Regions from separate parts of the Mus musculus genome. Here regions 2 and 3 are each linked to region 1. The links are chromatin loops, found by intact Hi-C in ENCODE. Cell type or tissue: gastrocnemius. All regions are shown on one strand.

Evidence for each region. Hi-C counts contacts between places; a loop is a spot of excess contacts. Peaks named below come from ENCODE experiments on the same cell type or tissue, not always from the same donor. Only the 100,000 strongest peaks of a DNase experiment are listed, where the experiment ranks them.
Region 2: a loop joins it to region 1, with 3.0 times the contacts of the local background. A loop is called at or near these places in 9 of 42 quality-filtered maps.
Region 3: a loop joins it to region 1, with 4 times the contacts of the local background. A loop is called at or near these places in 17 of 42 quality-filtered maps.

The regions. Positions count from the first base shown.
Region 1 is chr14:20,389,595-20,392,094 of GRCm38, reverse strand. Mrps16 (mitochondrial ribosomal protein S16) reads left to right here. Exons shown (of 3, transcript NM_025440.3): 2 at 1-202; 3 at 635-873. The coding sequence ends at 768. Among named protein-coding and RNA genes, the nearest start is that of Dnajc9, 1.9 kb to the right of the region's middle. In gastrocnemius, no CTCF peak of the experiment used is centred here; DNase peaks (open chromatin) are centred at 51 and 1,544; H3K4me3 peaks cover 102 bases; H3K27ac peaks cover 250 bases.
Region 2 is chr14:20,544,986-20,547,485 of GRCm38, reverse strand. Ppp3cb (protein phosphatase 3, catalytic subunit, beta isoform) reads left to right here and starts at 913. Exons shown (of 14, transcript NM_008914.3): 1 at 913-1,130. The coding sequence starts at 1,046. 1810062O18Rik (RIKEN cDNA 1810062O18 gene) reads right to left here and starts at 1,193. Exons shown (of 6, transcript NR_033571.1): 1 at 1,142-1,193. In gastrocnemius, no CTCF peak of the experiment used is centred here; DNase peaks (open chromatin) are centred at 950 and 1,256; H3K4me3 peaks cover 2,265 bases; H3K27ac peaks cover 2,417 bases.
Region 3 is chr14:20,657,076-20,659,575 of GRCm38, reverse strand. Synpo2l (synaptopodin 2-like) reads left to right here. Exons shown (of 4, transcript NM_001310431.1): 4 at 1-628. Among named protein-coding and RNA genes, the nearest start is that of Myoz1, 1.8 kb to the right of the region's middle. In gastrocnemius, CTCF peaks have their summits at 1,064 (motif pointing right) and 2,002 (motif pointing right); a DNase peak (open chromatin) is centred at 1,060; H3K4me3 peaks cover 210 bases; H3K27ac peaks cover 2,159 bases.

The sequences.
Region 1 (2,500 bases):
GGCTGCACCAACCGGCCTTTTTACCGCATTGTGGCTGCTCACAACAAGTGCCCCAGGGATGGCCGATTTGTGGAGCAGTTGGGCTCCTATGATCCACTACCCAACAGTCACGGAGAAAAACTAGTTGCCCTCAACCTGGACCGTATCCGGCATTGGATTGGCTGTGGGGCTCACCTCTCTAAGCCTATGGAGAAACTTCTAGGTAAACCAGCCCTGAGCTTAGATAATTTAACAGATGTTATACTGTGGTCAACTCTGTGAGGATGGAAAAGAAGAATGGTTTCTATTCCATCCAAGCTGCTCTGGACAGGAGTGGAGGGTGAAGTAGTGTAACTGCCGTTTTTTAATCTGGAGACCCCCTTTATGGTCTCCTTTAGAACACTCCAAGTGACTGGGATTTTGTGCAAAAAAAATGGGACAACTGTGTCGTGGATACCTGCCTGTCAGTTTGTTTGTTTGTTTGTTTGTTTATTAGTGAGGAGAACGGTGTTAGGAAGTAGACAGTGAGCTTAGCAAGCCAGGAGCCTATTTCTTGCCTATGCTGTTGGTCAGGTGTTGGGTTTCAGTTCTGGGAAGCAGACTCTTGGGAAACTACATGTGAGCTACATTATAATGAGAATCCTGTTGCTTTTAGGTCTGTCTGGCTTTTTCCCCCTTCATCCAATGATGATCACCAATGCTGAGAGACTACGGAGGAGGAGAGCACGAGAGGTCCTCTTAGCGTCTCAGAAAGCAGAGTCAGAGGCCAAAGAGACAGAAGCAAGCTGACTTCAGTGAACACTGCCGTGGCCGCAAAGTCAAGGGCCTGTGAAACTTGTGCATAAAGTTTTGTGTTGGGTTTTAAGGATCAATAAATGGAGTTTTCTAAGTCACGGTCCTCTGGCATAGCCTGAGCAGGAGTCAGACAGAGGTTTCTTTTGTCTGATGTTAGAGCTGGATGTAGATACCTGCTTGGCTTTCCTACCTTACCTTGTGGCATGCAGGGGGTACAGGGAGGTTTGGGCTTTGGGTTAGGCCCTGGTCACACGGGCAGCTTTACAGTTTGCTGGTATCCAGTACGTTCCTGCTTCAGAGTCCTCAGCCGAGTGTTCTTGGCTCATTCAAATGTTTTCTTTAAGACAGGGTTTTTCTCTGCAACCCTGGCTGGTGTGGAGCTTGTTTTATGTAATCTATACACCAGCCTGACCTTGAACTTGTAGTGTCCTCTGAGTGCTAGGATTACAGGGAGGGCTTCTATGCATGGCCCAAATGCTTCCTTAACCACTTGGATCATCCCAAAGGTGAAGAAGACAATCGCCTTGTGTATTGTCTGTTTCCTTGACACATGAGCTCATGTATACAAAGACTCTGATGGAAAAGTTGGGGCTTTAATAGCCTTACCTTTTTTTTTTTTTTTATTGTTTTCTTTTGTTTGTTTTTCTTTTCTGAGATTGGTTTCTCCGGAACAGAACTGACTTTGTGTGCCAGGCTGGCCACCTGCCTCTGTCTGCTGCGTGGCGGGAATGAAGGCGTCCTCCGCTACCCTTTAAAGAGTAATCAGAAGGAAGTGCATCCAAAGGCTGAGAGTCTGTCGCTGTGTGTTCTGTATCACAGCTGTGGGTCAGTCAGATCCACGGTTACAGATGAGGGAGGCTATGCTCAGGAGTAGGAAACATAACTTGAGAACAACTTGGGATTCAAACTCCGTATGTCTACCTACAAAGTATTTTCCTACATATAATGTTGCCTATATGAAAGGAAAAACAAATGATAAGACAGCCATTCCAAAGCTCACTTTAAATGCCAGTGGGAAGCCTAGAACATGGCTCAGGACGTAAAGCGCTTTATTTTTACCTTAGCTCTGAGGTACTGAGTTCACATCCTTAGACCCCATGTACTAGTTAGACAGGAAGCAAAGAGTCTGCAATAGCAGCATCCTACAGGGACATGGGACGGTGGAGAGACAAAGGAATCCTCAGACACGGGCAAGCTGGCATGCACAGTGGAGAAACAACACAGACATCTTGTGTCAAATGAGGTAGGAAGTGAAGACTGACACCTAAGGTGGTATCTGACCTCCATGTGTTAAAGCATGCACATGCCCACTCTAACCAACACATGAATGTGCACGCATACACAGAACAGTCTATGATAGAGTCGTGTTTAGGTATTGTGAGTTCAGTATGTAAATGACAGGCTGTATGAAATCAAACACACCGTCTGCCTCACAGTGCCCCAGAACCATGGGATTCTACAGCTATAAACACGAATCACAGGTTTGCTTTTACGTGCTGGTTAATGTAGGTTTTAAGTTCTAGAGTAAGGCTACATTCTTTAGGAATGTAGTGCTCTGGCCTGTTTTATCTGGATTCTGAGAATAGTTACTTATGTACATTCAGAGGTTGCTCTCCATCCAGTGTGGCTGCTGGTTTTCCTTCACTGGGCATGAAGGAACTTTGAAAGTAGGTAAGAGAGGAACTAAGTTTAGTTGGCCTTGATTTTTAGATCCGAGGAGGGGAAA
Region 2 (2,500 bases), 160 kb before region 1:
TTCCTATTTTCTACCTACTTAGTCTCTGCTTTCCATTTTTTTCTATTTCATTTCTTTATTTACAAGTTTTAGTAGATGTCAGACTAGAAGGAGTCTAATTCCTTCTTTCCATTGTCTCCTTCGGCCATGGGGATTAGTCCTAAGGAACTTAAATCACAGTCCTTGGCTGCAAGCACCTTTATCCATTGAACCATCTCTCTGCCTTCAAATTTATTTGCTCAGTGAATTACGAGAGAGGCAATGGCTTTCCAGGGGAATCTTACAGGTTCTCAGGACACCTCTTGGTGTCATTCCCTACTTCCCTTGATCCATTTTGGTTCTTAAATCGTGGTGCTTAGACTTTTCCAGCTGAATTTATGTGCCTTTGGACTTTTCCAAACTCTCAAAGCAAGAGTTCGAATTCTATGCAACTCTCTAGGGCCCCGTTTTGTTGAGACAGTCTCACTTTGTTGCCCTGAGTGGTTAGACCTAGCTAGACTTGAACTTACAGAGTTCTGCCTTCCCCTGCCTCCTGAGGTCTGGTATTAAAGGGAAAATTTCATTTTAAATGATAATGCCACTCTATAGATTCCCTGATGCTTCTTTCATTTTTCTCTCTGGCCATAGTATTATCACTTAGATTTTGTAGATAAATTGTCATATATTTGTCTAGGCCTGGGAAATTCTGAGATCAAATTACACCTCTTCATTTTCCTGGGCTCCAAAGCGGCCAAAAAACCGTCCTTTTTTCCCCTTGCATTTTATCAACAGCCCCTCAGTTTAATCTGCAACCTCTCTTTACTGGTTTGTCTTTCTGCATGTACGGAATTTTCACCTGATCCCTTGGACTGTTTCCGTTTCTGTAGTAGCCTCGGTAATTTTGCTCAAGTCCCTGGAGCTTGTCCCGCCCCCGCCCCTGCACGCGCGATGCATGACGGTCTTAGCCCCTCTGAAGGGAAAGAGGGTCCGCCATGTTCCCCGGCGGCGCCGCCGCTTGGCTCTGGTAGCCGCCGCCCCCGCCCCCAACCCCGCCCGTCCCGGCACCTAGCCGAGCCCCGGGCCCAGCATGGCCGCCCCGGAGCCGGCCCGGGCCGCGCCGCCCCCGCCCCCGCCCCCACCGCCCCCTCTCGGGGCCGACCGCGTCGTCAAAGGTGAGAGGTACCCGAAGCCTGGGGGCCTGGCGTGAGGCGCGGTGTGAGGGCGGGCGGGAGTCCGTCCCCTCAGGAGCGGGCCTGGCGGGGCGGGCGAGTGACTGGCTGCCTCCCTTGGGGAGTGGCCCCTGGGCGGGTCCCCGCTGGGCCGGGCCGAGGCGTAGGCTGCTCCTCGGTCTCCCGCTCGCCCTGCAGGCCCGGGCGGGCGTCGTGCGCGGGCTGTCGCTAACGCGGGCTCAGGGCCGTCCGCCGCAGTGAGCCCCTTTCTTTCCTGCTTTGCCTGTGGTCGGCGCGGCGCCCGCGTTAAGAGCTTCCGGCTCCTCGACAGCTGCACTCCCGGCTTGCCCGGGCGCACCGAGGGGCCCCGGAACCCCTTAGCCGCACGCCGTTGGACTCGCCCGCGTTCTGGCCCACGCCTGCTCCCGGGTGACAACGCCTAGCTAGCGCCAGCCGCAGGGGGTTTGCGCTCGGCCCTCAGATGCCACCCCGCGCGGAAATCGGGAAAACCGTATGGGACTGGACCAGGATGAAGGATCCCGGGGTGACCTAGGAACCCAGACGTAGCTGCGGGGCAGGGGAAAAAGCCATCTTACAAAGAGGAGGCAAAAAAGTCCCATGTATAGGAAGTGGTACACTTAACAGAAAGGGTTTTACAAGCCGCCTCTAAACACACGACTTACTCTTTAGAAGGAAAAGTGAAATTCTTCTGAGCCAGGGAGGACGTGTGTGTACAGATAAACAGATTTATTTAAATTAAATTGAGAGGCAGTTGAAAGTTCCTTAAAAGTCCAGGCTCTCAGAGAGAGCCCATCTACCACACTAATACTATGGATTAAGAATATTAAGAACTGAAATTATTTTTCTTTATTTTGCAGTCAATAAGCAGAAATCGTAAAATGAAGATTTCGTCATTTAGATTATGCTCATTTTTAAAGTTATTTTAATTTTCAAATTCAGTGTCTCAAGTATAGACTGGCACAGTGTTTAAATACTGCTAGCTTTGCTTTGAATTGTGACCATGGTTTGCCATTAAAATATTTTAAAACAAACCCTTTTCTCGTGTGTGTGTGTGTGTGTGTATGTATGTATGTATGTATGTGTGCTGGTTTTTCGAGATAGGGCTTTTTTGCGTAGTCTTAGCCAGGAACTTGGAAAGTAGGCTGGTCTGGAACTCAGAGATATGCCTGCCTCTGCTTCTTAAGAGCCCAATCAAAGGTGTACGCCACCACTGCCCACCTGTGTTTTTTCTGTTTTCAATCTGCACTTTAGGTTCTTAAAGCATGACATATGTGGTTGGGTTAAGCATTAGAATGAACTAAATAGGACTGGAGTAAGAGCGGGTAAGAGCACTGACTGCTCTTCCAGAAGTC
Region 3 (2,500 bases), 270 kb before region 1:
TGAAATCAACGTGTCTGACAAGACTGGGAGACAGGGACAATTTCATGGGCCTGAGTTATACAAGCTAGACCCATAATAAAACTAAGAATTCTATTTCCTTGGATTACAGGAAGTTAGCAACCAGGGCCCTGTGCTGAGCACATCAGAATCCAGAAAGTAAAAAAGAAATTTTCTTCTGAACTGCTTAATGAGTGTAAGACAGAAAGGATGGTGAAGAGAGCCAGAGTGGATGGCGGGGAGAGCAAGGCAAAAGCCAGGAACAAGGCTGGAATGAGTGAAAGTGACCAAGGAGAGAGGAAAGTTGGCTAACAAGAAACTATGTAGCCAGGTGGTGGTGGCTCACGCCTTTAATTCCAGCACTTGAGAGGCAGAGGCAGGCGGATTTCTGAGTTCAAGGCCAGAAGGGCAAGGATGGGTCTTTTCTACCCTACCCGTATAAGCCCAGTGCTTTGCAGATTCAGGCCCTCATGTCTGATCCCAGAAGGGCAAGGACTGTCCTTCCGTGAAGACCACCACCAGCCATGCTTGCTGTTTGACCTGGAAACCAATCTTTTCCTTTGCAGTATTTTGCAGTATTGGGTGTCATAATTCTTTGGTTTGTGCACAAGAATAAACGTATGCCCACACCACACTGTCTGCGTCTGTCATCTCTTCTGGTTTTATACCCAGTCCTGACTTCTTTATGGTCTTTTCTAGCCCATTGTGCTCATCTGATCCAAGCTCCTTGCCTCTCTTCCTGGCCTCCCCTCCTGCCCTGCCAATGGTCTTGCTTTGATCTCATCTCCCTCATCACTCCTCTGGTTACCTCATCCTGCAGTCTCTCCACGGAGAGCCTCTCCTTCTTCAGAAGCTCATTACTCAGAGTAATGGGAAAGGCTCCCTGATCCCTTTGTCATGGGCATTTCCTGGCTCCCAGAGGAAGTAGCTATGTTAATCATTCTCTGGGGATCACAAGATAGGAATACAGTGGCAGGTATGAGTGGCAGACAGAGAGAGTGTGGAGTGAGACTAAAGAATTTGGGGACTGACTGGAAAGATGGAGAAGGAAAGTGTCACTACTTAACTTACCAGCAGGGGGCATATTTGTGGCAATGACCAGATGCTCCCAAGTGCAGTCTAAGAATTCCAAAGAAAGGTCTAAGACATCATAGGCTCAATAGCATGTCTTTATATATTTTACTTCTGGTATTTGGTCATAGGAGATCAGACCTTAAGGGTTTTTTTGTTTGTTTGTTTTTTTCCTTTTGGACAGGATTGATTGTAGTAGTAATAACAAGTTACCTTTCACTACTTATGTTTTTTTCCCCCGTTTCCTTGGTTTAGGAGGAAATGTGCCAAAGATGATATATCTGGGCAGCAGCCATCTGCTGTGTGTGTGGGGAGGACTTTCAGCCCCCAGTATAAATAAGGCAAGAATAGGGTGGAAGAAGGGTGTGGCCAGGAAGATGGGGATAGATCAGGGAGTTCACAGAGGGCAGGGCTCATTCTGGAAGCCTCAGAAGCTGCTTCCTGTGAAGAATGGGAGCAAGGAAGGGTTGTGAGTGTGAGTGTGAACAATCCAATGGCACATGTGTAAAAATGTCATAAGGATTTTTGAGACAAGGTTTTCCTGTATAGCTCTGGGACTTAAGAGATCCACCTGCCGGTGCTTTAGGGGTGTTGAGATTAAAGGCATACATCACTATGCTGGGCTCAAGAAACCTATAGTTTCATATGTTTACTAAATTACACCCATGCCCACCCACCCCCAAAAGCCAATTCCTTAGGCAGCCGTATAAGAGTAAAAGGTACAGGAGCAAGCTGGTTTCAGGACATGAGTGGGAGATGAGGGAGGATCCAGGGTATTGCTTCAGCTCTCACCCTTCCTAATGCTGTGACCTTTGAATACAGTACCTCATGTTGTGTTGACCTGCAACCATAAAATTACTGCTATCATCATCATTTTAAAAATTTATTTATAGTATGTATATGAGTACACCATTGCTCTCCTTGGACACACCAGAAGAGGGCATCAGACCCCATTGCAGATGGTTGTGAGCCATCATGTGGTTGCTGGGAATTGAACTCAAGACCTCTGGAAGAGCATTCAGTGCTCTTAACCACTAAGCCATCTCTCCAGCCCCTATTATTATTATTATTAGTAGTAGTAGTAGTAGTAATTATTATTATTATTATTATTATTATTATTATTATTATTATTATTATTTTGAGACAGGGTTTCTCTGTGTAGCCTTGGCTGTCTTGGAACTCACTTTGTAGACCAGGCTAGCCTGGAACTCAGGGATCTACCTGTCTCTACCTCTCAAGTGCTAGGATTAAAGGTGTGCACCACCCACCATGCTTGGCATCATAAAATTATTTTTGTTGCTACTTCATAACTGTAATTTTGCTACTGTTATGAATTATAATGTAAATATCTATATTTGAGATATCTGACATTGACCCCTATGAAAGGGTTGTTTGACCCCCCATGGGGGTCAGGACCCACAGGTTGAGAGTA